Linked DNA regions of Homo sapiens: regions 2 and 3 are each linked to region 1. Evidence: chromatin loops called from intact Hi-C (ENCODE). Cell type or tissue: IMR-90. All regions are shown on one strand. Links, peaks and the distances in the headings refer to the core of each region. The heading gives the core; the rest is flanking DNA. Region 1 overlaps NGF (nerve growth factor). Region 2 has its middle 67 kb from the start of LINC01765. Region 3 has its middle 47 kb from the start of VANGL1.

Evidence for each region. A loop is a pair of places that touch in the nucleus more often than their neighbours do. Peaks named below come from ENCODE experiments on the same cell type or tissue, not always from the same donor. Only the 100,000 strongest peaks of a DNase experiment are listed, where the experiment ranks them.
Region 2: it touches region 1 in a loop (2.9-fold over the local background); 5 of 110 quality-filtered maps call a loop at or near these places.
Region 3: a loop joins it to region 1, with 8 times the contacts of the local background. A loop is called at or near these places in 5 of 110 quality-filtered maps.

The regions. Positions count from the first base shown.
Region 1 is chr1:115,325,365-115,336,367 of GRCh38, reverse strand. The region is part of intron 1 of NGF (nerve growth factor); the gene reads left to right. The region is part of intron 1 of NGF-AS1 (NGF antisense RNA 1); the gene reads right to left. Among named protein-coding and RNA genes, the nearest start is that of NGF, 7.4 kb to the left of the region's middle. In IMR-90, for the core only: a CTCF peak has its summit at 5,730; DNase peaks (open chromatin) are centred at 2,787, 3,097, 4,217 and 5,647; H3K27ac peaks cover 2,889 bases.
Region 2 is chr1:115,161,598-115,172,600 of GRCh38, reverse strand. No RefSeq gene overlaps it. Among named protein-coding and RNA genes, the nearest start is that of LINC01765, 67 kb to the right of the region's middle. In IMR-90, for the core only: a CTCF peak has its summit at 6,040 (motif pointing right); DNase peaks (open chromatin) are centred at 5,590 and 5,820; H3K27ac peaks cover 383 bases.
Region 3 is chr1:115,589,869-115,600,871 of GRCh38, reverse strand. No RefSeq gene overlaps it. Among named protein-coding and RNA genes, the nearest start is that of VANGL1, 47 kb to the left of the region's middle. RefSeq lists an enhancer at 4,710-5,004. In IMR-90, for the core only: a CTCF peak has its summit at 4,869 (motif pointing right); a DNase peak (open chromatin) is centred at 4,951.

The sequences.
Region 1 (11,003 bases), core at 2,694-7,693:
TGAAGGGAAAAAGGAAGCACCAAAAATGGGAAGCCAAGATCACTGGGGCATGAGAACACTAATTTGACAGAAGTATAGGAGCACCTCAGAGGATTTTAGAACCAGCTGCTGGCACCACTGCATTTCCAACAGCAGCCCAGGCCCACCAGAGAAATGAACTGGGCCCACTCAGGGCAGTCATCCCGGTATTGGTGACTCTTTCCCTACTTTTAACCTGTACCAAGGAATGAGGTTCTTGCCTTCTCCTATTGCCCACCCCACAACTCTCCTGCCCCAAGGGCCAGTGGGAGCAAGGAATGAGGCTTCACACTCTCATTCTCTTTCAGGGAGAAATCTGTGCCTTGGACAAGAAGGGGGCCCTGGTTGCCGACATCAGCAGGGAGAGTAGGGTAGGGCAGGGCAGGGCTGGAGCCCGAGGGAAGTTTCTCATCATTACCGAGAATAAACTGATGAAAAAAATCACACAACTTTACTTTTTAAAGAGTGCTGAGCACTCCTGCTGCTCATTGATGGAGTGCTTTACTGCAGTACCCTGCATCAGAGCAGCAGGGAAACTACACAGAGATTCAGCCACTGCTCTTCTCTACTGGGCATGGAGTAGGGCCAAGGCCCAGATCCCCAAGCAGATGTCAGTGCCAGACCTGGGAGCAGAGGCCCAGCCATTTACCTTTTCCAAGTAAGAACTTTCACTGACTTCAGAGTCTAGAGCAAGCCTTAAGAGACCTTTGCTGGCAGCAAATTCTCTGATCTCAGGAAGCAGTGGAAGGTTTGCTGACGGCTTGCATAAAATCTCTGGATATCTGTGTGCAAACAACCCATGCTCCCAGAAAACACCTTTCTGTGACACAGAAAGAGTTCCTGTGTGTTTCTTTCACTAGCTGATCTCACAAACCATCAGCTCTCAGGCTTAGCCAGTTCTGAGAAATCACTTCTGTGGTGGACCATTTTGAGAAAACAGTGTACACTGGCATTGGGTAAATAAATGAGGATGAAAGACCCTTCCCCAATCCATTCCCATGAGACATCGCTTGATAACAGTGGGAAAATAGTTAAGATCCTAACTCCAAATAGCAGTAAGGCCAGGATGATCCTGAGGCTGATATGTGAATGGAGAAACTGAGGCTTTGGGGTCCTCGGTCTTTTATTAGGCTGTGCAGAAGCATAGAAACGTCACTATTTGAGCCGAGGAGAATAAACCTTCAGCCACAAAGTTTAGTGAAGACCAGAAGAATGAAAACATGCAATGGAGAAGACTTTCTGGTGGTTCGTGATGTTTTCATTGCTCCTCTCTGGGCTACTTTACATGCTTTTGAGGCCTCAGACTAGGACACAGTAGGAATCAGATTAAAATGTTAGGATGATCCCTTGATATTCTTCTCCTATATTTTGGGTAAACTTCCTGTTACAGTTTCCTCACTTGTGAGAAAGGAAGGGAAGTAGCTTTGTGACCTTGAGCAAGTCGCTAAGCTTCTCAGGCCTCACTTTCCCAACTCATTAGGCAAGTATATTGGATTTATATTGTTTCTGAATGGAGCTGTCAGCATTTTGGGACAATTCTTGGTTAAGTGTGACCAATCTGCACAGTGCAGATAGTTTAGTATTCCTGCCTCACCTCCTAAATGTCAGAAGTCATAGTGACAACCTCAAATGCCCCTCATAAAGGGCTAAGTGTATTCAAAGATAATGCTGCTCCCAGTTGAGAAGTCTTTTGGAAATTACCAATAAGGGCCCTATTGTTGGGGTTTCTGTGGTTAATCATCAAACTGGGGCTCCAGAAGTCAATTCCTGGGCTTCATCCTCCAAGAGCCAGCAAATCAGACTCTAGGCCACCATCGGCAGGGACCTCAGTGCTGTAGTCCCACCAAGTGTCATCCTTTGCCTTTTGTGAGTGAAGTGGACTACAAATGACCCATGGGAAAAGAAAATCAGAAAGAGTAAGGTGAAGGGACAGGTGCTATTAGAGCATGGCAGCTTCCTACTCTGCCATATGTTATTAAAAACACAGGCAGACTGCATGCCTGTGGAGTCTGCAGCACTGGGAGGAAATCCTTCCCTCCTTTGCTAAGTGGATCACACTCTGGCATCAGGAGGTTCCTTCCCTGAAGCAGAAGCCCCCAACACTGACCGCACTTAATACAACATGAGTGCACATTGACATCGAATTAATACAACTGTGCCCAAGCTGTGAAAATAAATGAGAATTGATAACGTGACATTTCCTTGAAAAAAAGTAGGCTAGCAACACTACACTCGAGGGATGGTGCTTGTGGCACTGGGTTTATTCTCAAGTAGAATAGCTCATTATTCTCACCTCTGCTTCAAGGTCTCATTGGGGGACAGAAAATAGAACTATTTGTTTATTTATAGTACCTAGGGTTAAAATGAATAATGTCTTCAGAGGGTAGGAGGGTATTATAGGAACACATGCTTTCTACTCATGCCCAACTCATTACAAGTAGGAGTGAAAAGGAACTGCAGAGCTTGGCGCTGATTTCAAATGAGGGAAAAAAAAGAAAGAAAAGAAAAGAAAGAGAGAGAGAAGAGAGAAAGAAAGAAAAAGAGAAAGAAAGAAAGAAAAGAAAGGAAGGAATGAAGAAAGAGAGAGAGGGGGGAGGGAGGAAGGAAGAAAGAAAGAAAGAAGGAAAGAAAGAAAAGAAAGAAAGAAAGAAAGAAAGAAAGAAAGAAAGAAAGAAAGAAAGAAAGAAAGAAAGAGAAAGAAAGAAAGTCTTAAGGAGCTCCCTCCCCAAATGAGGTTGATCTGATGATGAAATCTGTCAGGTGGAACTAGCAACAATGCTTTTGAATTGCCTAAGACTGTAGCCAACGCATTCACGTGCGGGAAGTCTTTTTTTTTTTTTTTTTTTTTTTAGTAGTACTATTAGTCAGAGTCAGACAGTCAGGATTTCCCTGAAAATCCACCACTGGGCTAAGCAGATTGAGATGTTTTGGCACTTTTGGCACCGCCTGTGGTGGCTTCTGCAGGTGGAGAGCCCTGCGAATGAAAGAAGCTGGCTATGAAATCAGTGGGAATGAACCACCCAAGTTTCACACAGAAGCCCTTCCACATTGGGCAATTTCAATCCACTACTACAGGAACAGTTTCCCAATAACCACGAAGTATTTGTTGTCAGTACAGATGGGCTGATTTTCCCATTTCCTTTGGCTGCTCCTTCAGTAGTCAGAGTTGGTGGTATAGGTCACCTCCCCTCTGTGTGCAGTTGCTAAGTGAGCCCAGGGAGGATGGTCTCAAGAGCTCAGCCCTTGCCCAGGTTAGGGGGTGGGGGAGACTGTCCTGACTTCAGTTCTTCATCATTACAGATGGATTACAACCCTCATTAGTAATGGAGTGACTTGCATGTCTCACTTGCTCAGTCTAGTGAAATGCCAACCCATTTTTGGATCTGAGCAGACCTGGCTGAGAGGTCAACGATTGAGGTACTGCCTCATCACTATGGATATGTATTGAACCCCCATTGTGTATGAGTGATGCCAAGTGGGACAGGCTCCCTTTGGATTATGGAGAACACTTTCAGAAAAAGAAGTCACACTGTTTCTAGCTGCCTGAGAGGTGCTGGACTAGATAAGCAGGGGGAAGGACGGGGTACTCCAGGAAAGTGGAGACATAGGAGGGCCTCTCCTGTCCCTAAGTTTTCTCATCTGTAAGACAAAGATATTAGTAGTAGCTATGCTGTCATCTGGCTGTTGTGCACATTAAGTGGGAAGGCATAGGCAAAACAGCAGCACAGGCCTGGCATGAGGGGGGCACCAACGAACATGAGCTTCCTCCCCTCACGTTCTCCCTTGGAAGGGCTGATCTGAGGGGAGCCCCCACTTCATAGTTGTTTTTTTTTAATTTCAGGTAGGATAACATCTTTTTTGTATGTTTTTAATGTATCTGTGCATATATAGCTTTTCTGTTTTGGGAGGAGAAATCTTTTTGGTTGCATTGAAGACTTCTCTAGGAATTTACTCACTGATATTTTGACCTTCTGTAGTTAACATTCTCATTTTGATAGAATTTTAACCAAACATTTCATCTTGCGATTTATCTTCGCCTTGTAATGTCTGGGTAAGAGAAGACTCACGGAGGTTCTCCTGTAATTTTCTTTCAGAGGCAAACTTCTCCTCAGACTCTTATTTCAGAAATGTTATGCAATGCTCTCTAAATAAGGCATTTCTTGAGAATGACCATGTTTGCTTGCAGCTTTAAGAATGTTTTGCTTCCTTACTCCACGTAACAACTCCTCTGTGTCTTTAGGATTTTAAATGTCTTAGGAATTCTTCAAGTTTACAAGAAAAGAAAGAGAAAGTGAATTTTGCTATGGCAGTGGGGCATTTCTGCTCTCCCAGACCAAGAGCCAAGGGTTAAGCAGCTGTTGCTGAATTACATAGAACCTGTGGTTAAAGGGGAAGATTGTCCTCGCCCCACAGGGGAGGGGGCCCACCATGTATGAGGCTACTGGATAGATTTTCTTCTCTCAATTAGCATCCTTATTAATATGCTACCTGGGACACTGGGCACTCTGGGGACTCAAAATAAATATAAATCATGATCCTGCCCCAAGGAGCTTGCTCAGGAGTCATAACTAAAAGGCTTAGTGGCTCATGAGAGAATATAAATGAGCTGAGGCCAGAGATTGCTGGGGCTGTGAAAAACTAGAGAGGCTATGCCTCATTGTTAAGGGACAGGCCAACCATTGCTGTAAAGGATTATAGGTCCAATACAGATCTCTTCAAGAACTTTTCAAGAAAAGCCAAAACTTTGAGACTGAAAAGCCAAAACTCTGAAATTTCTTCACTTTCCACACATGGGTACAGACCAAACAAAATTTGTCTGCAGGCTTTTTAATCTTCTTATGTGAATTAACACATGGAGCAATTGCAAGCAGTATCAAAACTGGAACTAGTGGAAGTACTAATTCTGTGAATATATGACCTCCAAGAGGGACAGGTCTGGATGTCAAGAAGGCTTTCAGGGAGGCTCCTCGGAGGGCAGTGAGGGGCTGTCCCATAGGCAGGTAGGATTTTACAGGAGTCCTGGCACACAGATAGAACTGGATTTAGGTCCAAGTTCACTTCTCATTAGCTCTGTGAGCACATTACTTAACCCCTGTAAGCCTCAGTTTCTTCATCTGTAAAAGGGAATCATGATGCCAACTGATTTTTGAGGGCAATTGTGAAGGGGAAAGGAGAGAGTGCTGGAAAGTTCTTACCTCAGAGTCTGGAATATAGCCAATGCCCAGTAAGCTGAGGCCCCTTCCCGATGTGGACCCCCTCATTGACATTGCAGACAATTGCTTTTCAAGGATTTTGAATTGCTTTTTCTGCCCCAGGAAAAGCACAGGAGGTCTGGGTTATTTTTCTCCTCTGCTGCCCTCTTCTTGCTTCTCCCCGAGGCCTGTGGCTGCTTGCCCAGTTGCCCTTTGTCAGAATCCCACCCTTTAAAAGCCTGACCTGGGCCACAGCAGAAATCACAACCCTACTCAGTAAGGAGAAGTACTCCAGGAGGCTGTATAGACACGCACGGCAAATATTTAAGGAATTCTTAGGAATAAAAAAAATTCGTAAATCTGGATTTTTGCATGAGGCCATCACAGGAACATGTTTTCTCAATTAGCGTGCACATTGCTTGGAGTGAAGTCACCGAGTCCACAGCCCATCAGGGCTGACTCGAGCTGAGCCACCTGATCAGACTTCACTTTCCATGACCTAAATGTGATTCAACCAACCTGCCACTGCCCCTAGCTGCTGAAACAAAATCATCCCTGAAATCCCAAACCAGGGTGGAGATGTACATGCTCCTCTGAAAAGCAATCTAATTTCAGATCCTGGTTGTATTCACCCCAAATTGAGAAAGACAGCACTACTCTGGAGGGTGGATTGATAGAGTCACCACAACACCTTGCATGTTTCTTTTCTTTTACCATTTATTGTTAGATGGCGACTGTGTGTAGCCTTTCAGAACAGATGACTTCTTTAGGTTCTGAAAACAGAGAAAATAGTTTCTTTTGCTAAAGCATACATCAATTGCCTAAAATATTAGCAGTCAGTGCCTGAGATGAGTGATTATATATTCTGGATGGTTTCCTGGACTGACTCTTTTCCAAGCAAATGGCTTTGTCAGATATTTGTAATTTCTGAAATATTTTATTAATGATGTCCTCTTGCCAGAGGGATGGTCCAGAGTACACAATTAGCTGCATGCCTCAGAAGCGAGATGCTGCCCAGCATCCACTAAGATCAAGCAGGAGTTCAAGGACACTTCTAATCAACTGCCATAGAGCAGAGAACAGAAAATGTTTTTACAAGTTGAAGGCCGGGTGTGTGGCCCATGCCTGTAATCCCAGCACTTAGGGGGCTGAGGCGGGAGGATCACTTGAGGACAGGAGTTTAAGGCCATCCTGAGCAACAAAGTGAGACCCCATCTGTACAAAAATAAAAATAAAAAAATTAGCCAGGCATGGTGACATACACCTGTAAGTCCTAGCTACTAAGCAGATTAAGGTGGGAGAATCACTTGAGCCCAGAAGGTTGAGGCTGCAGTGAGCCATGATCATGCCACTGCACTCTAGCCTGGGCAAGATAAGTGAGACCCTGCCTCCAAAAAAAAAAAAAAAAAAAAAGAAAGAAAGAAAAAAGAAAACAAAATACAGGTTGTGAAATCAACTTAGTGTGCAACTCTCATTAGGGAAAAAAATGAAAGAGCATAGAGTAACATTTTCAAAAATTAATATGCATTGGATATAGCAAGGGAAAATTTTTATGAAACTTTTGTTTTAGTTGTACTGTATGTATGTACATATACATATATATGCAAACTGGCTCATGATGGAAAATGCATTTTTTTTACTATAAGTCATAGTCAAAAAAAGTGTGAAAGCCACTGGCATAGACAACAGCATGATTTCGAACAGCGGATGGCTCTGAAGCCAGGCAAGCTTGGGGTTAAGTCCCAACTCTGTGATTTGCAGTTGTGTGATCTTGGGTAACTTTTGTTCTCTAAGCAACAATGTCCTCATCTGTAAGGTGAGACTAGTTTCTCTCTTGTATAGCTGTTGTGTAGATTAAGTGACAAAGTGTATGAAGTACATCTGTGAAGTACATACATAGATGTATGAAGTACATACTATGAAGTTCTGTGCCTGCCACCAAGGACACCCTCAGTAAGTGAGAGCTGCTGTCATCATCTGCCTTCCCCTTGCCCATTCCTCCTCCTTCTCTTCTTCCTCTCCTTCTCTTCTTCTTCCTCCTCCTCTTCTTTTCCCTTCTCCCTTCCTCTTTCTACTTCCTTCTCCTCTTCTTTTCCTCTTCTACCTCTTCCTCTTCCCTCTTTCTTATCTTCATTGTAACTACTCAACCTCATCAGAACTATTGACAATGTTTTTATCCCTAAGGTTTGCTTTTTCTCTGGCAAACACAGCAAAGAAGCAACAATAATCGTATCCTGTCTTTGGCCCCACCTTCTGCACTGTCTTTCTCCCATTTCATGCTTGCAAAGCCATCTTTCTTTGATTCTCTTCCCCAAGCATGACCATAACAGTAATTGTCCAAGGGGCACAAGACATCCTCCTCCCTGTCACTGGGCACTGACATTGGGTAGCATGGCCTTTCATGGCCTTGCCACTGGGGTAAACGCTTTGGTCCTAGTGTGGGTTCAGTGACTTTGGCAGGAGCTTCTGATCCCACAAAATCATATCCTTCCCCTTCAGTATATTTTTATAAGAACAACAGGGCTAAGATACCATTAAAATGTTGATATTGTCAAAATTCTAAAGAAGTTTCTGCCCAGAGCAGAGAGTCTAACATTTTCTCCTGAGCGAGGCTCCAGGCTGCCACAATGCAGAGGGTTTCAATTTCTCCCCTGGTATAAACAGTTTAAAGGCTCTTAATGTGAATGCTGGAGCTGACACCTTCAGGTAAACCCTGATCCTAACTCCAGCCCTCAACCCAATGGGCAATCTATCACTGACCTCAGACCTTTGGTTCCCAGTGGAGGGCACATGAAAGAGTGACCCACACCAAGATTCTACCTTAGGGCCACAAAGGTGACATGTCCCAATTTTCTTGAGAGCCTGGCTAATGTAGCCTCTGAGGACAGATCAGTGATGACAAACTGCCTACCTCTTAGTTCTCATGGAAGCTTAGCCTGCCCCCATTCTGTATTCACCCTTGTTCCCCCAGGGCTCATTCCAACTCTCTCCCTAGTAAAATGCCCTCCCACTGGGCCCCATTTTCACCGCTAGTACTCAGAGAGGATTATTAGTGACATCTCCTCTCAAATGCTGAATTCCTGTCCAGACCAAAGATTTAATGCTGCTTTTTAGGCAGCTAAGATATCTCTATTTGAGGTTGCAAGGTAGTGGGACAGAAGGCGAGAAAAGAGACCTGCTTCTAGGGATAATGTTCATCTTTTTAAGTGTATCCTCTTCTCTCCACCGCTTATTCCACTATTGCCTGTAAAATTAATGTCGCCAAGCCAGTTGTCCATTTCAAATAATATTTATAGCAGAAGAGAGACATTTGTCACATCATGCCCTGCCCCCACCTCCCAAGCAGGTGAATGATATTGAGCCAAGCACCAGGGAGCTGGAGTGGACTGCAAACAAGCCAGCAGAGAGATGTTTAAATTCATTGCTGTTGCACCTGTTTTTAAAGGAAAAAGCAAAGGCTGACTTACTTTTTTTGTGCTGAAAAGGTGGCGGGGAGAGTGTATTTCCACCCTTTCTGAAAATTGCAATGACAAATGGAATCAATTGCCCCTGAAATGACACACCACTAAGAATGTTTCTTACGCATGAAACGAATTACCTTTCCTTTCACCTGTGTTCAAGAGTGTTGTGTTTGTGTTTTCACAGGGAAAGTGTGAACACTAGAAATGTTTTCATTTTCTGTTTTGAAGAGGTCAGACTCCAAAGCTTGACTTCAGATTTCATGCCCATGTGTCAGCATCTCTGTGTCTTGGAAATGAAAGAAAATATTTTGGGGGTGGGGTTTTCAAGTGCTGTTTTTGAACTTTTCCAAAAAAGAGCAGGAGATGTCAGAAAGCAGAGAGCTTCATAAAGCAACACAAATATGTTTCAAAGGTTCTTTTTAAAGCATCTTTATGATTAAGCCAAAAAATAATAATTTTAAGTTGACATGGTGCACAAAATGTTCATCTTCCAGTCATTTTGACTTCTTAAACGACTATGAACCTATTACAGAATTCTGACCGGCAATACTGGTGTTTAGAAAAGTTTGTTTGTATCTTCTTTCTTTTATGGTTTGGGAAAGTTATTATGTAAGAAATAAAAACTAATGGCTAAGTCAGGGATAGATTATTTCAGCTCAGTAATACCTAGATTTAGGAGATGAGGAATTTATTCCTGATTCAGAATCTTACTAGTGGTATAATTTAGGCAAATTACAGAACCTCTCTGAGCCTCTGTTTCTTAATCTGGAAAATGAGAATAATGCTACTTCCCCTGCATATCTATTAGGGCTGTTGCACTGGATATGGTTGATGGATGGGGAAACATCTTGGTTGTAGACACAGAAGGTAAGATGGGAAAACCTGGACCAGGAGTGTGAAACTCCAGGTGCTCGTGCTGGTTCTGGCCTTAGTTGCATGAGGGATCTTGACAGTCACTTGCCCTGGTATTGAGCAGTTCTGGCTCCTCCTGGTCCATTCCAAACGCAGTAGCAGATGTAGATGCACTCACATAAACTTGAGCAGAGATGAGGTATTCCTGCCATGGTCAGAATGGAGGTCTGTGCCAGGCATTGAGCGGAACCTTGTGAGGCAGAGGCCAAGAACACCACAGAAAAAGCATGAATGTGGAAACAGGCTTTCCAAGGTTCCAGTCCCAGGAGTCGTGCTTAAAGTGCATGTGATGGAAAGCGAGTTGCTATAGTGCCCTCATTTTCAGTTTCTTCGGCTATAAAGTGGTATCAGTACCACTTATTTCTTAAAGATTAACCAAGGTGGCTTTTGCTCAATCGTTTGGTTGTCTAAAACTTGGATATAGTACCTTATAGTAGTTCAGTACCATTGCCACCACCATTGAACACAAACGAATGCCTGAGGAGCTCCCCAACTACTCAGTCTAAGGCAGATGTAACAACAGTGCCAGGACACCTCAGGAATACACATGTCCCTGTCTCTTCTCCTAATGTCCCTTCTCCCTCATTAGTCCTCCTCCCTGGCCTCGTTTGCTGGCTTCTCCTTATTCTCTGAACCTCTAAATATGGTGTGCCCTAGAGCTCAGCTTTCCTTTCTAGATCGCCCTCTTCCTGGATGATCTCATCCTCCCCAGGCATGAGCTACGATCTACGACTTCCGGATGTTCATTTCCAGCCTGGATCTCTCCCCTGGGCCCCAGACTCTTATATTCTACTGGCATGTCTACTTGGATGTCTAAAGGACATCTCAAATTTAGAATTTTTTTTAACCCCCAAGCTACTTTTCTCCTAGTCTTCTCTACTTTAGATAATGACATAATTATTCCCACAGAGTAATCTAGAAACCATACTTGATTCTGCCTTCCCTCTCACCTTTTATATCCAATTCACCAGCAAGTTTGTTGGCTTCACCCTCAAAATGTAGTCAGAATCCAATCACTTCTTATAGTCCACTGCTCCCTCTTTAATCTGGGCCAGGGTCACCTCTCATCTAGACCTCTTCCTGCATCTCCTGCCTCTGCTGTTGTTTTTCTTTTAGGCCAACAGCAGCCAGAGTGCCCTTTAAAAATGTAAATTGCAATGGTTTTTCCCAGCTCTGAGCCTCCCATGGATTTCCATTATATGTAGAATGAAATTATCTTGCCATGGCTTTTGTTCAGTGGTTCTTAAATGAAGGTGATTTTTCTCCTAGGGGACATTTGGCAATATCTGTGACCACCTCATTTCTGTGGTCATAAAGGGGGTGGTGGAGGCTTCAGGGGTGTTACTGGCAGCCAGTAACAACATGCACAAAACAACATGCACAGCAAAACAACATGCACAGGACAAGCACCTGCAACAAA
Region 2 (11,003 bases), core at 4,001-9,000, 170 kb after region 1:
AAAGTGGAAACAGGCCACTTTAGAGGTTTGGTTGAACCGAATGAACTGAAGACAAAGGCCAGTAAATCATTCCCATTATCCTTGGCTTCAATCAGGTTAATTATGTCCTTACAGAACGTCCTGTCCAAGAGTTCACTCTGGTATTTCACAATCATTCACTCATTCACTCATTCATTCAACAATTACTTGCAGACCATGCAATGCCCTGGGCTTAGTTCTAAGGATTACAAAGGTGATCACAAACCTGAAGGGAGGATCTTGTAGAGACATGAGACAAATATGTAAATGCCCATAATACTAGAGTGACCTTTCCACACAAAGAGTGGAACTTGTTAAGACACATTTTAAAAAATAAACTTTTAATTTTATAACAGCTTTAGATTAACAGAAAAACTATGAACAGAGTACAGAGTTCTTATATACCTCACACTCAAGTTCTCCAATTTTTAACATCTTACATGAGTATGGTACATTTGTTATTAATGAAACAATATTGATTACTTATTGTTAAGTAAAGTGCCTACTTTGTTCATATTTCATTAGTTTTTACCTAGCGTCTTTTTCCTCTTCCAGAATCCCATCCAGAGTACCACACTGAATTTGATCAAGTCTCCTTGACAGGTGATAATGTGCATTTTTAAAGCAATCTTATTTCTCTCTTACTGTCTTTCCAAACAGGCCTAGTAGACCTGTCATTTCTCTGTCCCCATGAAATATTGAGCTGTTCCCAAAACTTTTTGGATCTCCCTCAGATAATATGTCCTATTCACATACAAATAATATGTACAGAATAGTGTAATAACTGGTCAAAATTGTGGGGCAGGAGTCAGTAGAAGAGTAGACAAAGGTGAATATCATGGAGGCCAAAGAGGAGAGAATCTTAAGAAAAAAGGGGCAATCCAATGCTGAAAGAGACCAGATAGAGGAGGAGGAAAGAAGAACTTGGCAGTCAGGAGTTCACTTAGAATCAAGAAAATCGTGATGCAAAGTGGTGAGAGTGGAAGCCGCAATGGGATAGGTTCAGGAGAGAGTATGTGGTTAGGAGTGAAGGCTACCAGTTCATATTCTTCTCCAGAGAAAGCTGAGTGCTAAATATAAGGAGAAAACTAGGTTGACGACTTAAATGGGCAGCATTTAAAGAAAAGATTTTGGGGTTGAGGTATATGACAGTCAGCATCTAAAACGATCCCAATAATCCTCCTCCCAATGCTCACATCTTTGTTTAATCTCCTCCCCTTGTGTATGGGCCAGACCTAGTGATTCACTTCTAATAAATAGAACATGGCAAAATGAATGAGATGACATGTCTGAGACTGGGTTATGAAAGACCATGACTTTTGTCTGATTGCGCTCTCCTTCTTTCCCCATTTCTCTAATTTTTCTCAGTTTTACTCACTCAGATGAAGCAAGCTGCCATGTTATGAGCTCCCCTAAGGAGAGGCCCATATGGTAAGGAATTGAGAATGACCTTCAGCCAACAACCATCAAAGAAATAAGGCCCTCAGACCAGCAGCCCACAAGGAACTGAGAGCTGCCAGACCACATGAATGTGCTTGGAAGCGGATCCTTCCCTCATTGAGCCTTGACAAGGACAGCCACCACAGCCAGCACTCTGCTGCTGTGAGACACCTGGAAGCAGAGAACTTGGCTTAGCCACATGCTGTCTCCTGACCTATAGAAAACTGAGATAATTAGTGTTGTTTTAAGCCACCAAATTGTAGGATAATTCATTATACAGCAATAGGTAGCTAATACAGAATGATTATTTTTTGTAAGAGAAGTCTGCACATGATTCTAGGCTCACATTTATTGTGCTTAAGAATTACCTTGGAACCTGAAACCTATAATCCAAATCTTTGAATCTGGATAAAGGAACAAGATCCAAAGAATTTTATTTAGCCACTGGGGATAGAGCACTAGCTGTACAGCACTCTTTTGGAAGAGACTAAAGATACTGCATTTTGAAATACCTTAGATAATTCCGTTGCACATGGGGGAGGAAAGTTTGAATGCAGTGAAAAGAAAATACCAAGATATGCAATTCAGAGATGTGGGTCTTGATGTCCAAGAGAAAGAAGGGGCAAGAATCCAGGAACCATGGGGAAGTTGGCCTTAAAGTTTTGGCTTTTTTCTCTGAAACAGGAGGAAAGACTTTTTTAAAGGGTGAAAATACATCAAAACTTTGAAATAGAAGGAAAAGCCTCAGTGTTCTCCAAAAGAAAGACTGAGGCTATCTACAAAGCCTGAGGAAGTGGAGGTATTTGTTCAAGGTTTAAAGAGACAGGAAAAAATAGACTCCTAGAGAAGGCTTAGTGAGCCACTGATAAACTTCAAAATAAAAGTAAATGTATTGAGATTGCCTGAGGATGACTGATGGGCACAATTTGAAAGAAATGAAGAAACTCACTCTACCCACCCTCCTTATTCCACTGGGAATGGAAGAAGGAAAATCTCTGTGGAAGAAGATTGCAAGAACAGTATCCAGGGAAAAGGCAAGTCTGTTGTGGTAAGGAAGCAGAAAAAGGGCTTTAGGGAAAGGTTAAGGGGAATATGTCGTTAATAGAACTGGGGCTCCATGGGCTCAGGTGAAGCATCCCATTGAGGAGCAGCAAGGGTGGGAGTGGGCCTGAACTGGATAGAAAGAGAGGGAAGCAGGACTCACTCACAGGGGAGTAGAAAGCAGTTTTTAATGATTAAGGGATAAAGGAGGCTGAAAGTTGGAGATGCGCTAGAGATTCTTGTTTGTTATGGGAGGACAGAGCAAATACCAATTAAGTTCATTGAATTAACCTGCCCCTAAAATCTAAGTTAAATAAGTTAAATATTGATCCATTATCCACATCAACATCTCCAGGTCCTCTAAGATGATGTGCAAGACAAGGGCTGGCAGCAGAAGTCTCTTATAAGTCTCCCTTTGAGAGGTGGTCCTACAGTGAAGTTCAGGTCTCAGGAAAACAGTGGTACACATCCATACTCAAGGTGTTGAAAGGCCTGTATTTCTTTAAAATTTCTCTTCATCTTGTGTAGCAATTTGCCTTGTGTCTAACTTGGCATGGAGGAAAGATGATCCATTGGCTAGGGGTTAGAGGGCCTGAGAGTCCTAGTCCTAGCTCCACTCCTGATACACTAGATGACCTTAAAAAGCCATTAACTTTCCTGATACCATTTGTAAAGTGAGGGGCCTGAACCAGATGTTCCCTTAAGTCCCTTCCAGCACCAACATACTAAAAGCCTGAAAACACAAAACACTAAACCACGTCTAGGGATCATCTGGTCTAGTTCTTGGAAATTTAGTTTTTAAAAAAAAAAAAAAAAAAAAAAAAAAAAAAAAAAAAAGGAGAGAATTCCAGCTCCTATCTGTAACCTTCTGGAGACTTACTACCCATTGATAGAATTCCCTGTGGGAAATGTTTTGAAATAGTGGATAGTCTATAAAACGAAATTCTGGGGATTAATCTGCAATGAGGGCTGAAAATTTTCTGAGTGATTTTTCCCAAATGTATGAGAAATCTTTATCTAATTGAATGTGGAGCGTATTCTTTTCTGAAGCATCTTGTTTGCATTCTCAAAGCAGGGTTTGGTAGGAAAAAGAGCTTAGGCCAGATATTTTGCCACTTACTCATCAAGTTATTAGGGAAGATGCGCTGACAGCAACTAGTGAGTCACGTCGAGGTCATGTCATGTCTAAGTTTCAAACTATCTCCAAGTATTGCCACACACACATTCGCATATACCTCACCACCAGCACCATGAAACAGATTGTGAAAGAACTTCAGCCGCATCCATGAAGTGAAAGTGGGACTTTCTCCTGACCTCCACATCCCTGAGGAATCCGCTCTCACCACTGCGTACTTCTCTGATGGGAATCCTTGAGGTCATTTGGTCCCATCTTATACCTCGTAAACTCAGTATAACCTAACAGAAATGTCTCAACCTGTATCCCCAAACTTTACGTGAAAGAGACAGGGTAAAAAAAGACATGGAAACTTCCTTTGATTTCCAAATGCAGGAATTTTTATTACCCTGGAAAGGCACTTGGGGACTCTGAGTATTTTTATTTTTTCACAATGGCATTACCAGTAAAAATAAGAACACCTCCTACAGTGGTGCACTGTATATTTTCAATATTTTATATTTTTTAATCATTCAACATATATTGACAACTATGGTAGGTGGTAAGAGGGTATTCGGCGTCTATAAATTATCTATAATATAATGAAATAAATTATATAATTATGGTATATAAAAGGAGGATGTAATTAATTCTGCCTCGGGGTAGGGAAGTTGAGGAAGGTGAGTCTTAAATGATGAGTAAGAGTTGGAAGATGAGTAAGAACTAGCCAGAGGGTGAATGAGATTTGAAGGGCATTCAAGACTAAAGGGACAGGAAAATAAAAGGCAGATATGTGAGAGTTTATGAGGCATACTGGAGACCTACTAGCAGTCTATATGTGGCTAAAGCATAGTGTTCAATGCTAAAGGGGAGAGAATGGAGAGGTGGACGGGTAGATTTGGGCCTGCTTGTAAAGGCCTTAACCAACATACTGAGGACTACAGCTTTCATTCTTTAGGCAACAGGGAGGCAAAGATGACTGTGATCATGATCCAGTCTGTATTTTAGGAAGGTAATTCTGCTAGCAATGAAGAGAATGGATAAAGAGGGAGAGAAAGAAGGCAGAAAGAGGTCAAGATCTATTGCAATGGCTCAGGAGAAAAATGGCATATGTAAAAAAGATCATATTTTGCCATCATTATTTGTTTTTGTCTCCTTCTTTACCCCTCACACAGAGTTAAGTTTCTTGCACCCAAGTATCATGTCCTGTTCACCTTTGTATCCTAGCACAGAGCAGATTGCCTGTGCTACATAGTATAGGCATGCAATAAACACCATTCATAGGTGAATGCACAAAATGAGACATAAAAAGGGTAGTAGCAGTAGGGATATAAAGAAAGGGTAGATTCAAGAAATATTTTCTGAATTAGATTCTAAAGAATTTGGTCTAAGTAAAAGGGAAAATTCCAAAGTTCTGTATTGGGCAACTAAAATACAAGCATGGATCTTCAAAAACAGTTTTAATTTTCTTGGTTATTTTTTCGTTGAAAATAAAGTTTTCAACACTTTTTTCTTGCATTTAAAAATGCAAGAGTGGGAGCAGGTAAAGAAAGAAAGATAACAAGTTGAGTTAGGAAGATGTTGATTTTGAGGTGTCCATGAGCCAGGGTCCTAAAGTCCAGTGGGCAGCTGGAACTCTAAGTCAGGAGCTGCTAGGAGTTCACTGGCTGATTTTCACTTACGACCATTCATCGAGGCAGTTGAACCAAATTGTCCAGAATCCAGTTTTTTGTTGTTGTTGTTGTTAACATGGGCTGAAAAGTTTATTTCCAAAGAAAAAAGTAAACAAGAAAATTAAAACTGTTTTTAAAGATTCCTGCTTCATCACTGCTGAAACCAAAACAAAGACAAGAGAAGGAGCCAGGGATCAACCTCTGTATCTGAAGATGTCATAGTGAATTTCTCAGATCTTCAGACTCTCAATGGAAAGGTTCCCATGAGCACCATTAGTTGTCCAAGCATTAGTAAGCTGACTTACTTCAGAATGTAAAATATTCTAACAGGAAATTCTAACAGGAAACTCCAACATTCTTCCCTTTGTTTTCTTCCCATGCATTGCCACTGAGACCTCTCAGGCAGAGATGCTTTGTTGAAGGCATGCAACATGATGGGAGCCTGAGGCCATATGGTACCTGGAAAGAACACTGGAGAAAATTAAAAGAACTGGTTTTATTCCTGTCTCAACTATTAATTGGCCATGGTGACCTTGGACAAGTCACTTTACCCTTCTGAATCACAGCTTCCTCATCTGTAATATGAGATCAGTTTAGGTTTCTCTCTCTCTCTCTTTCTGTGTGTGTGTATGTGTGTGTGTGTGTGTGTGAGTGTGTTCTTAAACACTTAGCACTGACCTAGATTTTTCCTTATGTGTTTATCATCAACTCCTCCCAAGGCCACTAGAGTTTTGCAGGTCTGGTTCACACTACCTCAGGGACTCTAGATGGAACCAGATGACCATCCATTGAAAGAAGCAGTATATGCCAAGGCATCTCTCCTTTATATGTTTTTTCTTGGTGGGTCAAATGACTCACCATTTAATAATCTAAAAATGTCTACTTTCTACTATATCTACGGATACAAATTTTAGTGCCTGGAAATGGGGTGCTAGCACAACAAAAATCTAAAATGTAGGATTGGCATTTGAACCAGACAGTGAGCAGAAGATGGAATGGCTATACGGACTTTAAGGAAAACATTAATGAAATCCTAAATTGCCTCGAACACGCGGTTAGTAAAATTAGACTTTAAAGAGGTTGTTTGTGAGGTCTTAAAAAAAAAAAAAAAAGGAAAATCTTGGAAATTTGAAGACAGGAGCTCCTTGTTATGCCATGGCAGAAAGTTTAGCAGCACTGTCTCCTGCAGTAATGTGAAAGGTAGAAAATTTAGCTAAGATTTCCAGCCAGAGTGTTGAGGGTGCCATCTGGTTTCTTGTGGCTGCTTATATTAATATGTGAAAGGAGAGAGAGAAGCTAAGGAAAGCACTATTAAACCAAAAGAAGATGGGATCTGGCTGGTTGTGAAGATTCAAAGGCTCTCCAGATGGCAGACAATACTAAAATTAAGAAATTGCTCCCAAGCAAAGGTCAAATCCAGGACACCCTCTAGAAACAATGTTCTAAAGATGAAGCCAAGGGTGTAACTATAAAATCCTTTTTTAGAAGCTTTTTTAAGTTAAAAGGTGGTTTTTCAGAATATGTTAACTCAGACAAAATACCTGCTAAAGACTTTAAATTTTGCTTCACAGCACCTATATATAAAATAATAAGGGTTCTAAAAAGCTTAAGTTCCTCACCCTTCTCAAAAGAAGATTTACGTGGAGAGGATTTATCTCAAAGATATCTGTAGGTGTAAATTTGTCTAATGAAGCAAACCCCAGTGAGATTCACAGGAGGACCACAGAGATTTTGAGAGACTTATATCACCGGGTATACTCATGACACAGATTGAAAGTGACAGAGATGGTATAAAATGAAAAGAAACTTTTGAATCCTCCAACTTCCATAAGCGAGAAATAGGCTGAAAATAAAATCAGTCAGCTGCAAATACATTACACCTTTCATGAATAATGAAAGGAAGGATGATTCAAAAGGGAACCAAGAATCTAGAGAACAATACCAAGAACTATAGAGTAATTTTCAGGCAGAAGTAGGATTGAGTTCTAATAGAACTTACAACATTTATCTGGATTTCAGAACTGATATGAACCAGTGATTCTTTTGTGCCTCAGTTTCTCCCTTTTTAAACAGGAGTGTCTATGTTGGCTGTCCTCTACCTATGGCACCATTGTATGTTGGGTGTGCAGGGGACAGATAACTTGTTTCCTAAGTTCATTGGTCTACAAACTGAGAAGAACTGTACTCATGGAGTTGTGCTGAGGGAACTATGTCTGAGGACCTGGACCTGATTTAGAAGACGAAATTCTGAACTCTGAGCTGATTTTGTAACGGGATAAATTTTTTTTGGGTCTGGGGATGGGACGAGTACATTTTGCATGTGGGAGAGATATGAGTTATTGGGGGCTGGAGAACAGACTATGGTAGCTGGACTCCAGGATATTCCAGGATGGTTCCCACTTCCAGGCATTCACATCCTTTTGTGGCCCTCTTCCATATTGTACCAAAGTTTGTCTGGCTAAGTATAGGGTAGGTATGATAGCATATCATTTCTGAGATTAGGTTATGCAACTTCTGCCTTGGGTACTCTATCTTCCTCTCTCTTTCTCAGATCATTTACTCCAGGGAAGTCCAGCTGCCATGTCACGTGTAGTCTTATGCAGATGACTACATGATAAGGAACTACAGCCTCCTGCCAACAGCCATGTGAGTGACCTTGAAAGAATATTCTGTAGCCCCTGTTGAATCTGTGATTCAACTGCAGCCTTGGCCAACAGTTGACTGCCACTCATGAGAGAGTTTGAGCCAGCTAAGTCATTCCTGGATTTCTGACCCACAGAAACTGTGAGATTATAAATAGTTGTATTTTTTTAAGCTGCTAAGTTTTGAGGTAATTTGTTACACAGCAGTAGATAACAAATTAATAAATAAGCTCAAAATATTTTTAAAATATGTTGTATTTTTAGTTCTAGCAAAACAAATGGAAAATGAAATCATAAGTATTATTGATAATGGCATCAAAAACATAACACATTCAAAGATAAATTTGAAGCCACATGTGGAAGAGTCCCATATAAAAAACTATTGTACATTACTGAAAGAAAGTAATGAAGTTTTAAATAAATACAGAAGTATACCATGTTCATGGTTTAAAAGACTCAATATTTTGTCAGTTTCCTTAGATTGACCTGTATATTTAACACAATCTCAATGAAAATCCTCAAAGACATTTTTTTTTTAGAAATTGACAAGCTGATTCTAAAATCTATATGGAAACATTAATAATCAAAACAATCTTCGAAAAAACAAACTCTGAGAACTTACTCTACATGACTTCAAGACTTATTATAAACCCACTGTGATTAAGACAGTGTTGTAGCATAAAGATAAACAGATAGTCAACTAGATCAATAGAATAAGCAGAGTCCAAAAATAGACCCATGTTATATGGTCAATTAATATTTTACCAATGTGCCAAAACAGATGAATGAGGAAAGGGAAATCTTTTTAACAAATGGTGCTAGAAAGATCGCCTACTATAGCTGAAAAAAAGAACCTCAACCCATACATAAAATGGATTATAGATGGATTACATAACTAAATGCAAAAGCTAAAACTATAAAGCTTTTGGAAGACAACATAGGAGAAAAGCTTTGCAATCTTTGGTTAGATAACTAAAAAAAGATAGGACTCAGAAAGTAGTAATTATAAAAGACAAAACTTGATAAATTAATTATAGCAAAATTTAAAAACTTCTGCTCATCAAAAGGCACTATGAAAAAAATGAAAAGCAAGACAGACTGAAAGGAAATATTCACAACTTCTGACAAAGGACATGTTAAGAATATATTTTTGATACACTTGCAACTCAACAATAAAAATATAAACAATCCATTTTTCTTTAAATGGGCAAAAGATTTGAATATATACTTGACAAATGATGATCTGTAAATGATTAGTAAGTACATGAAAAGATACTCAAGATCATTAGCCATCAGAGAAACAAAATTAAAACCATGATAAGATATCAACACGTCCACTGGAATGACTAAAATTAAAAACAATTACAATACCAAATATTGGTGAGGATATGTAACAAATAAACTTCAAATATTGCTGGTGGGAATGTCAAATGGTATATTCACTTTGGAAATACATATGGTAGTTTCTGATAAAGTTAAATATACACCTACCTATGACCCAGCTATTCCATCTCTAGGTGTTTTCCCACAAGAAGTGAAAACATATGTCCACACAAAGACTTATACGAGAATGTTCAGTGAAGCTTTATTTCTAATAGCCAAAAACTAGAAACAATCCATATTTTCATCAATAGGAGAATGTAAAAACAAATTGTAGGACATCTATGCAACTGAACACTACTAAGCAAAATACAAGATAGAACTACTGATACATACAATAATATAGGTGAACCTCAAGATTTATGCTGAATTGAAGAAGCCAGACACAACAGAGTCCATACTGCATGATTTCACTTCTATGACATTTTGAATGGCAAAACTAATCTATAGTGAAAGAAATAAGAACATAGAACAGTGGTTACCTCTGAGGAGGGAGGGAGGAGGGATTGACTCAAAGAAAGAGAAGAAATCTTTCAGGGGTCATGAAAATTTATATATCTTACACATATCTAGTATACATAAATGTACACTATTGTCAAAATCCCATCAAACTGCATACTTAAGATCTATGCATTTTACTGTTTACAAATTAAACCTCAATTTAAAAGGGGGTGCCATTTATGAAACCATTAAAAATATTAGATACCCCGAAATTATTCTAATAAAAAATGGGCAAGCCTTTCACAGAGAAAGATATAAATCATCATTGCGATCAATTGAAGAAGACCTAAATAAATGGAATAATAATCCATGTTCGATGGCTTGGAAAAACAAATATTGTAAAGTTATCAGTCTCTGCAACTGATCTGTAAATTCGACATAGTTCCAATAAAAATTTCAGTAGAATTTTTTTTTTTTTCTGGAGACAGAGTCTTGCTCTTGTTGCCCAGGCTGGAGTGCAATGGCACAATCTTGGCTCACTGCAACCTCTGCCTCCTGAGTCCTGTCTCAGCCTCCTGAGTAACTGGGATTACAGGCACCTGCCACCAAACCCAGCTAATTTTTGTATTTTTAGTAGAGACAGGGTTTCGCCATGTTGGCCAGGCTGGTCTCGAACTCCTGACCACCTGATCCGCCCACCTCAGCCTCCCAAAGTGCTGGGATTACAGGCGTGAGCCACTGCGCCCAGCCTCAGTAGGAATTTTTTTGGTGGAACTTAACAAGCTAATTTTAAAACATGTATGGAAATACAAAAACCAAGGATAACAAAGACGCTTGACAAAGACAAACAAATGGGGAAAATTTTTCCTCAAATATCAAATGCACTATAAAACCACAAAAATTAAGAGTAGTATTTGTGCAAGCATAAACAAACAAGACAAATGGAATAAAATAGCACTTCCAAAACCCCCACATCTAGGAACACTTGATTTGTGACAAAGATGGCAGTGCAATGTACTGGAAAAAATATGATATTTTTAATAACTGGTACTGAGTTGACTGGATATCCACATGGAAAAAAATAAACTTAACTCTTATCTCACACCATATAAAGAAATCAATTCCAAGAAGAATATAACTTTAAACACGAAAAGCAAAATAAAGATTCTAAATATTAATATAATAATATTTTCATGACTGTGAGGAAGAATGTACTTCTTAAACAGGAGGAAAACAAGCATCAACCATAAAGAA
Region 3 (11,003 bases), core at 1,943-6,942, 270 kb before region 1:
ACAACATTAATTGGGTCTTGCTTTTTTTTTGAGACAAGGTCTTACTCTGTCACCCAGGCTCAAGTGCGGTGGCATGATCTCAGCTCACTGTAGCCTCTGCTTCCCAAGCTTAAGCAATCCTCCCATCTCAGCCTCCTGAGTACCTGGGACTACAGGTGTGCACCATCATCCTCTGCTAATTTTTAAATTTTTCAAAGAAACAAGGTCTCACTATGTGGCTGAGGCTGGTCTCAAACTCCTGGGCTCAAATGATCCTCTCACCTTGGCCTCCCAAAATGCTGGGATTACAGGCATGAGCCACTGCACTAGGCCTGGATCTTGATTTTAAAATTTAATCTGGAAAATTTTGATCTTTAAGTAGATATATTTAGGCCAGGCATGGTGGGTTATGCCTGTAATCCCAGCACTTTGGGAGGCCAAAATGAGAGAATGGCTTGAGGCTAGGAGTTTGAGACCAGTCTGGTCAACATAGCGAGACCTCATCTCTATTTTAAAACAAACAAACAAACAAACAAACAAACAAACAAATAGAAGTATTTAGACTATGTATATGTAATGTAATATTTTATCTGACTTATTTTTTATTATTTTAAATTTATCCCTAATGATTTGTTTTTGTCTCCTTTTATAGTCTACATAGAGTTAATATTTTACTACTTTAAGTAAAATGTAGAAGTCTTACAACCATATAAATCCCTTAACTCCCATTAAAAAATAATTTTCATATATATCTCATCCATGTATATTGGAAACCCAACCAATGTTATAATTTTTGCTTTAAACATTCATACTTATGTTAAAGAAATTAAGAGAAGAAAAGTAATCTATTGTATTTACCCATATTTTACTTTTTTCTTAGTTCTTCATTCCTAAAGTTCCAAAGTTTGCTCTGGTGTCATTAGTCTTTAGACCAAATAACTTCTTCTAGCATTTACTTTAGAGCAGGTTGACTTATGACAAATTCTTAGTTTTCCTTTACCTGATAATGACTATATTTTGCTATCATTTCTCAAAGATATTTTCCTCAATATAGAATTCTGGATTGTCATTTCAAAAAATCACTTTAAAGATGTGCCTTCTGGTCTCCAAGGTTTTTTGATGAAAACTCCATAGTCATTTGAATCATTCTTCTATATATAATGTGGTGTTTTCAAGATTTTTTCCTTTATCTTTGGTTTTCAGCAGCTTGTGATGTGTATAGATATAGTTTTCTTAGAGTTTATCCAGTTTAAGCTTTGTCTTTCATCAAATTTGTGAAGTTTTTGCCACACACATACACACACACATATACTCTACCCTCCCCTATCTTGTTTTCCTCTCTTTCTGCGACTCGCCACTCTGTTAGAACTTCCATGTCATTGGCTCACAGGTACTTGGGGCTCCATTCACTTTATAATATCTTTTCTTCTCTGTTTTTTCTTTTCTTTTTTGTTTTTGAGATGGGGTCTCCCTCTGTGACCCAGGCTGGAGTGCAGTAGCACAATCACAGCTTGCTGCAGCCTTGACCTCCTGGGATCAATCAAACCTCAGGCCTCAGACCCTGATTAACTGGGATTGCAGGCATGTGCCACCACAACCAGCTAATTTTTCTATTTTTTTGTAGAGAAAGGGTCTCAATTTGTTCCCTAGGCTGGTCTCAAACTTTAGTGATTAAGCAGTCCTCCTGCCTCAGCCTCCCAAAATGCTGGGATTACAGGCATGAGCCACAGTACCTGGCCTCTCTCTTTTCTTAAGATTGGATAATTTGTTTACTCATTCTTTCTTCTGACATCTCATTTTCCTATTACACCCATCCAGTGAATTTTTCTATTTTGGATATTGCTTTTGTTAATTCTAAAACAGTAGAACTGAGTAGTTGTGACTGAAGCCATATGGTTTGCAAAGCCTAAAATATTTACCATGTGCCTTTTTATAGGAAAACGTTGCCAATTCCTGCTCTAGGAGATGGGAAACTATTGAGGTGTTTTAAACAGTGAACCAACAAATATATCCCTTTGGCTAGTGTATCAAGCATGGATTTAAGAAGGGGCAAGAGAGAATCAGTAAAACCAGTTAGGAGGCAATCGAAATATCTATGAAATAATGGAGAAAGGCCTGAACTCAAATAGTAGGCGGGATAGAGAGGAGAAGACAGAGTTCTGTGAGGCAAAATCAGCATAAATCACTGAATAGCTATGGGGAAGTAAGGAAGAAGACAGACTCAAGGATAATTCCCTGCTTTCTAGTTTGGTGACTGGGAATATGATGGTTCCTAAAACAGCTAAATGAAAGCAAAAAAGTTATGATTGTTAATTTTATGTGTCAACCTGACTGCACCATGGGTTGCCCAGACAATTGGTCAAACATTACTGTCAGTACCAAAATCTGCATTTGTCAGAGTTCTGTGGGAGATTGTTTCTTTGTTTATTTATTATAGGAAATTAGCTCATGCAATTATGAAGACTGACAAATTCTAAGATCTGCAGTGAGCAAGCTGGAACTCAGGAGAGCTGATGGTGTAGTTCTAGTCCAAAGGCTGGCAGGCTTGAGACCCAGGAAGAGCCAATGTTTGAGTTAGAGTTTGAAGGTAGAAAACAAAAAAACAAAAACAGTGTTTCAGTACAAAAGCAGTCAGGCAGGAAGAAGTGGGGCAGTGGGTGCACGCTCATGGAACTCAATGGTCTCACCATGTTTTCTACCATCCTTAATCAGCTGGCTTGATAGAACAGTGGAATGGCCTTTTGAAGATTCAGTTGCAGTGCCAGCTAGGTGGCAATACCTTTCAGGGTTAGGGCAAGGTTTTCCACAAAGCTATATATGCTCTGAATCAGCATCTAGTACATGGTGCTCTTTTTCTCATAGCCAGGATTTATAGGTTCAGGAATCAAGGGATGAAAATGGGAGTGACACTACTCAGTACTACCCTTAATGACCCACTAGCAAAATGTTTGCTTCCTGTTCCTATGGCCTTATGCTCAGGTGGCTAAGAGATGTTTGTTCCAAAGGGAGGAATGCTTCACCAAGAGACACAACAATGGTTCTATTGAACTGGAAGTTAAGAATGACACTCAGACACGTTGCGCTCCTCCAAGTCAACAGCCCAAGAAGGAAGTTACAGTGTCAGCTGGGATGATCAATCTGGACACCAAGGGGAAATTGGACTACTGCTCCACAGTGAAGGTAAAGAGGAGTATTCTGGAATATAGTAGATCCCTTAGGATATCTCTTAGTATTATCATGCTCTGTGATGAAGGTCAATGGAAAAGCAAAACAACGCAATTCAGACAAGATTATTAATGGCTCAAACCCTTCAGACAAAAGGTTTATATCACCCCACCAGGTAAAGAACCACAAACAGCTGAGGTGCTTGCTGAAGATAAGGGAAATATGTAATGGGTAGTGGAAGAAGGTAACAAGATATGTATACGTGTGCATATGCGTGTGTGTGTGTGTGTGTGTGTGTGTGTGTGTGTTGAATATCTTTGTTTTCCTCCTCTTTTCCCCTTATCATGTAACATAAGATGTATTAACTTTATGTCATAGTATTTAAGTATTGCTAATTTTATATGATAGTATTTAAGTTTTGGTATGTCACAGAGAAGAGTGAACATAGCTCAAAGACATTGCTTCTTCCTCTGTGGAAGGGTTTATTGTGTTTTCTGTTGTACAAAGGACAGTTGTATCAGTGTAGGTGAAATTATGACCATGTTACCATCTTTGTTTGGAGATTAGCATGGTTCAAGTACATGCATATGCATGCCAAGTTGAGAAGGAGTAGACTTGTGCTGGTTAATTTTTTGTGTCAGCTTGACTTGGCCATGGGGTCAAGTTGGTCAAACATTATCTCTGGGACTGTCTGTGAAGGTGTTTTTGGAAGAGATTAACATTTGAATCAGTAGACTGAATAAAGCAAATTGCGCTCCCTAATTGTGAGTGGCCTTCATCCAATGAGTTGAAGGCCTGATTAGTACAAAATGTCTGCCCCTCCTTTAAGAGGGAAATCCTCCTGCCTGACTGCCTTGAGCCAGGACACAAACTTTCCCTGCCTTTATATTTGCACTGAAATATCAGTTCTTCTTGGGTCTCAAGCCTTCTGGCTTTTGGATGAGAACTCAACCATCAGCTCTCCTGGGTCTCCATCTTGTTGACTGCAGATCCTGGGACCCCTCAGCCTCCATCATTACATGAGCCCATTCTTTCTAATAAATCTCTTTCCAAATATATGTACATCCTGTTTGTCTGGAGAACCCTGACTAATACAAGGGTTATTTGGCGGTTTGGGATGATGTAAAGAGATTAAAAATTCAGAGCTGGCCATGATAATTCTGTGCGTCTGTTCTGGAGACAGAAAGCAACCAGTCAAAAAATAGCAGCTGAAACTCAAGAGACTTTGCCTAAAGATACAGATTTAGGAGTGTTCAGTACAGTTCTCAAAACTCAGTGAGTGCACATAATGATCTGTGCAAAGCAGACACTTAAGAGGCATGGTCCTTCAAGAGACTGGTTCTCAAAATGTAGTCCAGAGACTTGCCTTACAAATTCCTGAGATACTAGTTAGGAAAACACATTATTAGATTCCTCCCCAGACAAACTAAGTTAAAACCTCAGGGTCTGGAGCCCAGGAATTTTTGTGGGGGATCTCACCATGTCACCCAGGGTGGTCTTGAACTCCTGGGTTCAAACGATCCTCCTGTTTCGGCCTCCCAAAGTACTGAGATTACAGCCATGAGTCACTGCGCCCGGCCAGGAGTCCTCATTTTTGACAAGCATCCTAGGTGACCGTCACACACACCAAAGCCTGAGGAAGTGTGCACTGCAAGAAGGCAAACTGCTTTCCTGAGAGAGCTGTCTGACAGGGTGCAGGAGGGCCTCGATCACTAGGTGGCGCCAGACGCACATTTACAGTAATTTTCCAGTGCTGTGGCTTCCTCAGCCAGCATAGAAAAGGAAGCCTCATGGGGCTCCTGGGATTTCTGCCAGCACCTCCTCAAGGGGAGTGAAATACAGAGCTAGCAGGCTGACTAAACTGTAGTCACTGGCACTATCAGTCACCCCCACAATGGTCTGCCTGGAAGAGGCTCCAGTTATTGGCAGAGCGTAAATAAGGAGAATTCTCTGCAAAGCCACCCATTTTGAGCCACAGTGATCCAGCAGGCAGTCTTGGGAAGTAATGGTGTGGATTTCCCAAGACCGAGTCAGGGGCAGAGCTGTAAGAGGCCAGGGGTCCCCCCACATCCCAGACCACCACCGTTCCCAGTCAGGGTATCTTCAGAGAGGACAGAAGCAATCCCTTCTTCTGTCCTAGGAGACCTGATGGTGCTGCAATGGTGCCTAACACTGGCTCTGCCTGCCGCCTGTCTCCAGGCTCAAACAGTCTCCCAGCCTCTCACAGAACTAGAAGCTGACCCTTCCTCCACCCGCTGCTTTCCCCCTTGGCCCCCAGCGCCTCACACTTGAGCTGTTTCCACAGCAACGACTTGCATGCACCTCCGAGTCTCCATGACCTCCTACCAATCTGCACATATCCATGCTGGAGCTTCAAGCACTACTGTTGAGAAGTCGCACCCCTTGCCTGGCATTGAGGACCTGCATCTTCTGGCCCTTTGGTATCAGACTATTGGAGCTCCTTAGGCAGAGAAGTGCTGATGGAGGGGGACTGGGGAGTGAAGAGGAAGACCTGGGGGCCACTGGGCCTCTGGACAAGCACAAAGGCTTCTACTGGATTCTCTGGACCAGAGATAGCCACAGGGTCTGAGAGGAAGCAAGTCAGCTCTGTGCCTGGTTAGACTGGCGAGCCCACCCAGCTGCCCCCAACCCATCCGCCTAACACAAAGCCCAAGGGGCATCACTTCTGCTTTTCTCGACACAGAGATTCTCTAGGCCCTGAGACAATCCTTATGGTTATTCTGGCTACCCTCTCTTTCCTCAGGTCCCTATGCCTCAGTCTTGCTCTTCCCATATTCAGGGCCCCAGAAAGCAACCCATAGTCCAGGTAGGGACAGCAGCACTCCTGGGGCCCAGGGCAGGGTGTGGGAATCCATCCTGCAATAACGGGACTTGGTTGCGTTCCCAGAGTCAAGGAAACGACCACTTACAAACTAACAGGAGACAGGCCTGGAGTGGTTCCAAGGCTGGGGAAGGCTGTGGAAGGAAGGACTGGGGTCCTTGAGTCCTCACACCCAGATCCAGGGGCACCCACCTTGTATTGCTACAGCCAGTTCCCTTCTTCTCACATTCACAGCCTGCTCTCCTCAGACATACCACATGTTCCCTCATGTCCATCGCCACCTGGAGGGCCACATCAGACAGCCAGGTGTGCAGGCGCAGGGCTAGGAGGGCCCGAGTCTCCCCTGCCCAGAAAGCCTGAAATGTGAGCCCTATACTTTCTCCCAATGTGATTATACAGTTATACATTTTTTGTCAAAAACATTAATTAATAATTTATAAATTGCCCTTTTTATGATCCCGTTATAGCTTTTATCCATTTCTTTAAAATGTAGCAGAAGCTTCAACAGACAGAAGAGAACTGGGCCATTCTCAAATCGTGAAAGGCCCTGCTGTAGAGGATCCCAAAGAATCCAACATGGAGCAGGTGCTTGGGTAGAAGAGTCTTAGCTTGTAGCTCCTCCTCTCCCCTCCCCTCCTCTCCTCGCTAAGGAAACCTTTTGGGTTAAGAGAAACCCACACAATAAATTCTGGTCTGGCCTGGACTTGGAGCAGCCCAGCTTTCCCTTCACTTTCTCTAGGTGGGTGGGCCAGCTCTTCTCTGACACACAAGGAGGCTGTGGTCCACCCAAGAGGGGCCAGGTCTCACAGCCCAGCTTTCCTGGGCTCAGCAGCAGCTGCCCCGCCAAAATCCACACACAGAAAGCACTGGGGTCACTGCAGAGCCTTCTCCAGGAATAAACTCCTAGGCTGGGCTCAGTCACCTGGGGCACCCAGGTCCTCAGGGTCCCCAAAACACATACACCTAGCTGGGGAAAAATCACAAATCATGGGCCCTGACTTCTGGAGGTAAAAGCTTGGCAAGTAGAAGCAGTCACTGGGGATTCAAAATGTGTCAAAGGGCAGCAACCAGGTCAGGCAGCTCTTTCACTTACTAACATCATAGGCCCTGGGGATCCCAGGGAGGAAGTGATGATAATAATATAATAGCTACCATTTACTTTGTGCCAGTAACAGAGCTAAATGTTTTACAGACATTATCTACTTAAATCCTAACAACCAAACTAGAATTTGGATACTGTTTTTCTCACTCCATAGATAAGGAAAATTGAGGGCTAAGAGAGATTAGGTAAACTTGCTGGCTCACCCCAGAGAAAGGGATGGAGGATTCCAGCCCAGATCTGCCTCCCAAGCTTGTAGCACTAGGGTTTCATAACCTTATTTTTGGGAGAAGTGGGACAATCTCTCTGCCAGCAAGCAGATCGTGAGTGGGTCAATGCTACGAGGCTAAGAGGTGTAGCATTGTCAAGAGCCTAAACTTGACCTACCTTATTCCTGGTTTGAAAATCTGATCCCTCTTGAAATCTCAATTCAAATGCTATCTCTTCTCTTAGCACAAGCCATCTCTTCATTAATTCATTCATCTATCACTTAGCCATTCATTCATTACTTGGTCATTCATTCAGTCATCCTATTTTCAGCTCCTGTGTTGTGTCATGTGCTGCTCTTTGCCTTCAGCCTCTCAAGATAACTAAAAACATGCAAGTGCATTGAGAATCTCAGAGGGAGAGGTCTTCTGGATAGAGAAGGAATGAGGGAAGGCTTCCCCGAGGAGGCATTTGAGCTGGGTCTGGAAGGATGTTTTGGTTTGGTGTGGAAATCCTTCTGATGGAGAGGTTTAAGTAGAGATTTTAGGCAGAGGAAACAGCATACTACTGTTGCAGAACTTTCTCCTTAGTTCAGCTAAAACTGGGCTCTTGTCACATGACCAGGAAAGATTAGGCTTGCGAACACAACAGAAGGGTGAGGAAAATGGAATTTATAGGGCAAAAAGGAAAAAGAAAAAATAACTCTCAGCAAAGTGACAGAGTTCTGCTAGCACGTTTCCCGTCTCATAGATTGAGTCCTTGGTCACCACACAGGAACAGGAAAGGCCAGGCTCCTCCCCACTGCAAATGGCACAAATTTCCTGAGGTTGCACCCCATCCTCCTACTGCACAGGTGGGCATTATTCAGAAAGAATAAACTGGGAAAGGGCGAGCTTCATCCAGAACTGGCAGTCTGGTTTTTCAGCCTTCAGGCTATTTTAGGCTTGAAGGCGGGGTTTGCTGGGGAGTGCAGGGAACCCTTGGCTGCCTCCTGTCTCTATCATTACCCCTTCTAAAGAAGCACCTTTAACTGCTGTTAGAATAAGGATAAGGATAAGCATGAAGATTGATCTTAACTCCTTCCTGCTGACAGGGGGTGCTGTTTTGGGAAAACAGCAGTCAGATCTCCCTCAGAGGCCTATCTAAGGGTCCCTGGCAGAAGAGGCCATCATCCAAGGCTCTGGTTGCATGACTGTTTGGAGTTTGATGGCCTGAAGGTGAGAAGAGACAAACTGGGTTATTAGAAGACATGTATCAAAATGAAACAAAAGGGGTGCTGGTTAAGGAGAGCTAAAAAATTCCAGGGCCTTTTACCAGTTTGTACAGGGATGGGAAGGGGGCAAAAACTTGACTGGAAAAAAAATTTACCTTTTTTCTGGCATGTCAGGTTTCTGGGTTCCCTTCCCCTAGCCCAATTCTAACCAGTTTAAGGTTTGGGAAATTAACTTTTCCTACTTTGGAGGATGCATCCAAAGGAGTGTCCCATAGTATGGAGACACAGTTACTTATCAGTGAAGAGAGGGAAGAGGAGAAAGGAAAAAAGAAGAATTTTTTTTTCAAAGGAGTCCCAGGGGTTCAGGATGCATTCAAAAGGGGTACAGACTGAAGATGAACGGCTATTCATCTAGAAGAATGGGGAGCAAGGCATCCCTGGCTCCCTTCTCTTCCTAATGAATACCTGGGGTACATGAGGGAGGGAAAATGAGGCATTCCTCTTTCTTTTCACCATCCTTTTATCACCAAGTCCCAGTGACCGTGACAGGGTGCTGCCCATGGGTGTCAAAGTGGCTTTCACCCATGTTAACAGAGGGGCCTAAGGGGTGGGAGTATCTGCTCTTACCCACGTACACTGAATCTCTCCTGTTGTCAGTAGCCTTTGAATTCCCTAGATTTCATTTATGCAATGGACACTAGTGTGACCTTTATCCATGAAATGGGAAGCTTGGCTTAATTGGCAGGAATCAGTCACACTTACCTGTACTCTGCCTTTTAACCTCCATTATTGTCTGCCTCTGGATCCCTCAGATCCAATTTTCATTTCTAGGGCTTTGACCAAAAGCTTGGAATTGAGTTCAGTACAAAAATGTGTCTTGTGGTGGGGAGATGGGAGGGTTGTATGGACTCCTTATCATATGCTGAATGCTAAGGTGAAGCTGTGGAATTGTGTCCTCCTCCAACAAGAAAGAGAAAAGGATGTTTTGTGACATGCCCAGATAACTGGTGGCTGTAGTTATGCTTGCTAAGATTTGGGTGCATGGGGCCTGACTTTGGTCAGCACCCTTGGTCTTACTTTCCCAAAAAGGAAACCTCCGGGTGATGGGCACCCTATTTATTCACATCATCTGGCAGGATTAGCAGGATGATTACTCAGAACTAGAATATTGATCCAGATTTTTATATCATCCATCCCTTTTGTTCTTTCTGAGCTGCAGCCAGAAATTGCTAGTTGGTTCACAGGAAGAAGCAGAGTTAGTCTAAAGTGTAGGCCAAAACTTAAAAAACAGCTAATGAGTCTAGAATCTAATGACAAATGTATGATAAGTTTTGAAATATAATTTCTTTCTCTCCAGTCCTCATTTTTGTTACAAAAACAAATCATGATAGGACTGACTTCTTTGCAAAATAGAAGTTAGTCTTACACTTGGCCTGATTATTTGTATAAAGTGCAGCAATAATAATTATTTCTACATAAGGATTTTAGATTGGCTTTGATGAAACTCTGTTCCACAAGGAATCTCAGATAAGACCTTTTAAAGCCAAGCCCAGCCATTGGTTTTTTTTCCTTGAGTACCTGTGAGTTGGGTAATCCTCTTTTCTTAAGGTCCCAAGATAAACTTGGAGCTCCTGGGCCTGTCAAAAAGTGATATTCTTTACTTACCACAGATCAGGAACCCTGTACAGGGACTGCATAGACAAGGGTATGAGGTCAGTTTTCCCAGGGAGCTTTTATTGGTGCTGCAAGTTGAACTTGACTCCTTAAAGGGAAGCATACCTTTCCAGTTGAAGCCTTGGTAAAACAACCAGTTTCTCCAATTGCATCCAGTTGCAAAAGAAAATGGATTCTTATTGCACTGATGCAAACAACTATATTGCCATAAGTTAATAATATGTACAACTAGTTTCCAAATTGTGGAGAAGCCAGGCAAAGAGAGAGAGAAACAAATATGCTCCAAATTTTGTTCACAGGAGTATACCTTACTCAATTATTAAAGGCCATAAATAGTTCAAAATAAGTTTCCTTGATTCTGAAAAACATAACGAGGATCAGCATTACTCCAAACAAAAGTCGAAAAGATTGCTTCAGTGTTATATTTCAGTCCATTTAGCTAACTCTTGTTTTGCTTGATATTCATGAACATTTTAGCTCTTCAAGAGTCCTGTGTGTTTTTTCTTTATTCAAGTGTTAAAATCTCCGAATGTATCAGAAACTTGTATTTGAGAGCACCTATCAGAGTCCTATAGCTTATTATAAGCCATTTTTGAAAAGGATCAAAACAAGACAGCAATTGTCTGTGAATAACAAAATGTCCAGGGTAGTTGCAGTTAGAAACACAATTGACAAAGAAGTTCGGTTATCTATGTGGTTTATAGTAACTTAACAACCTTAATTATAATTGATAGCATACACTTTAGACATTAGAATTTTAGAAATCCCATACAATTATGAAACATATATTAGTATTATTCACCAAAATATAACTGAAAGAAGAT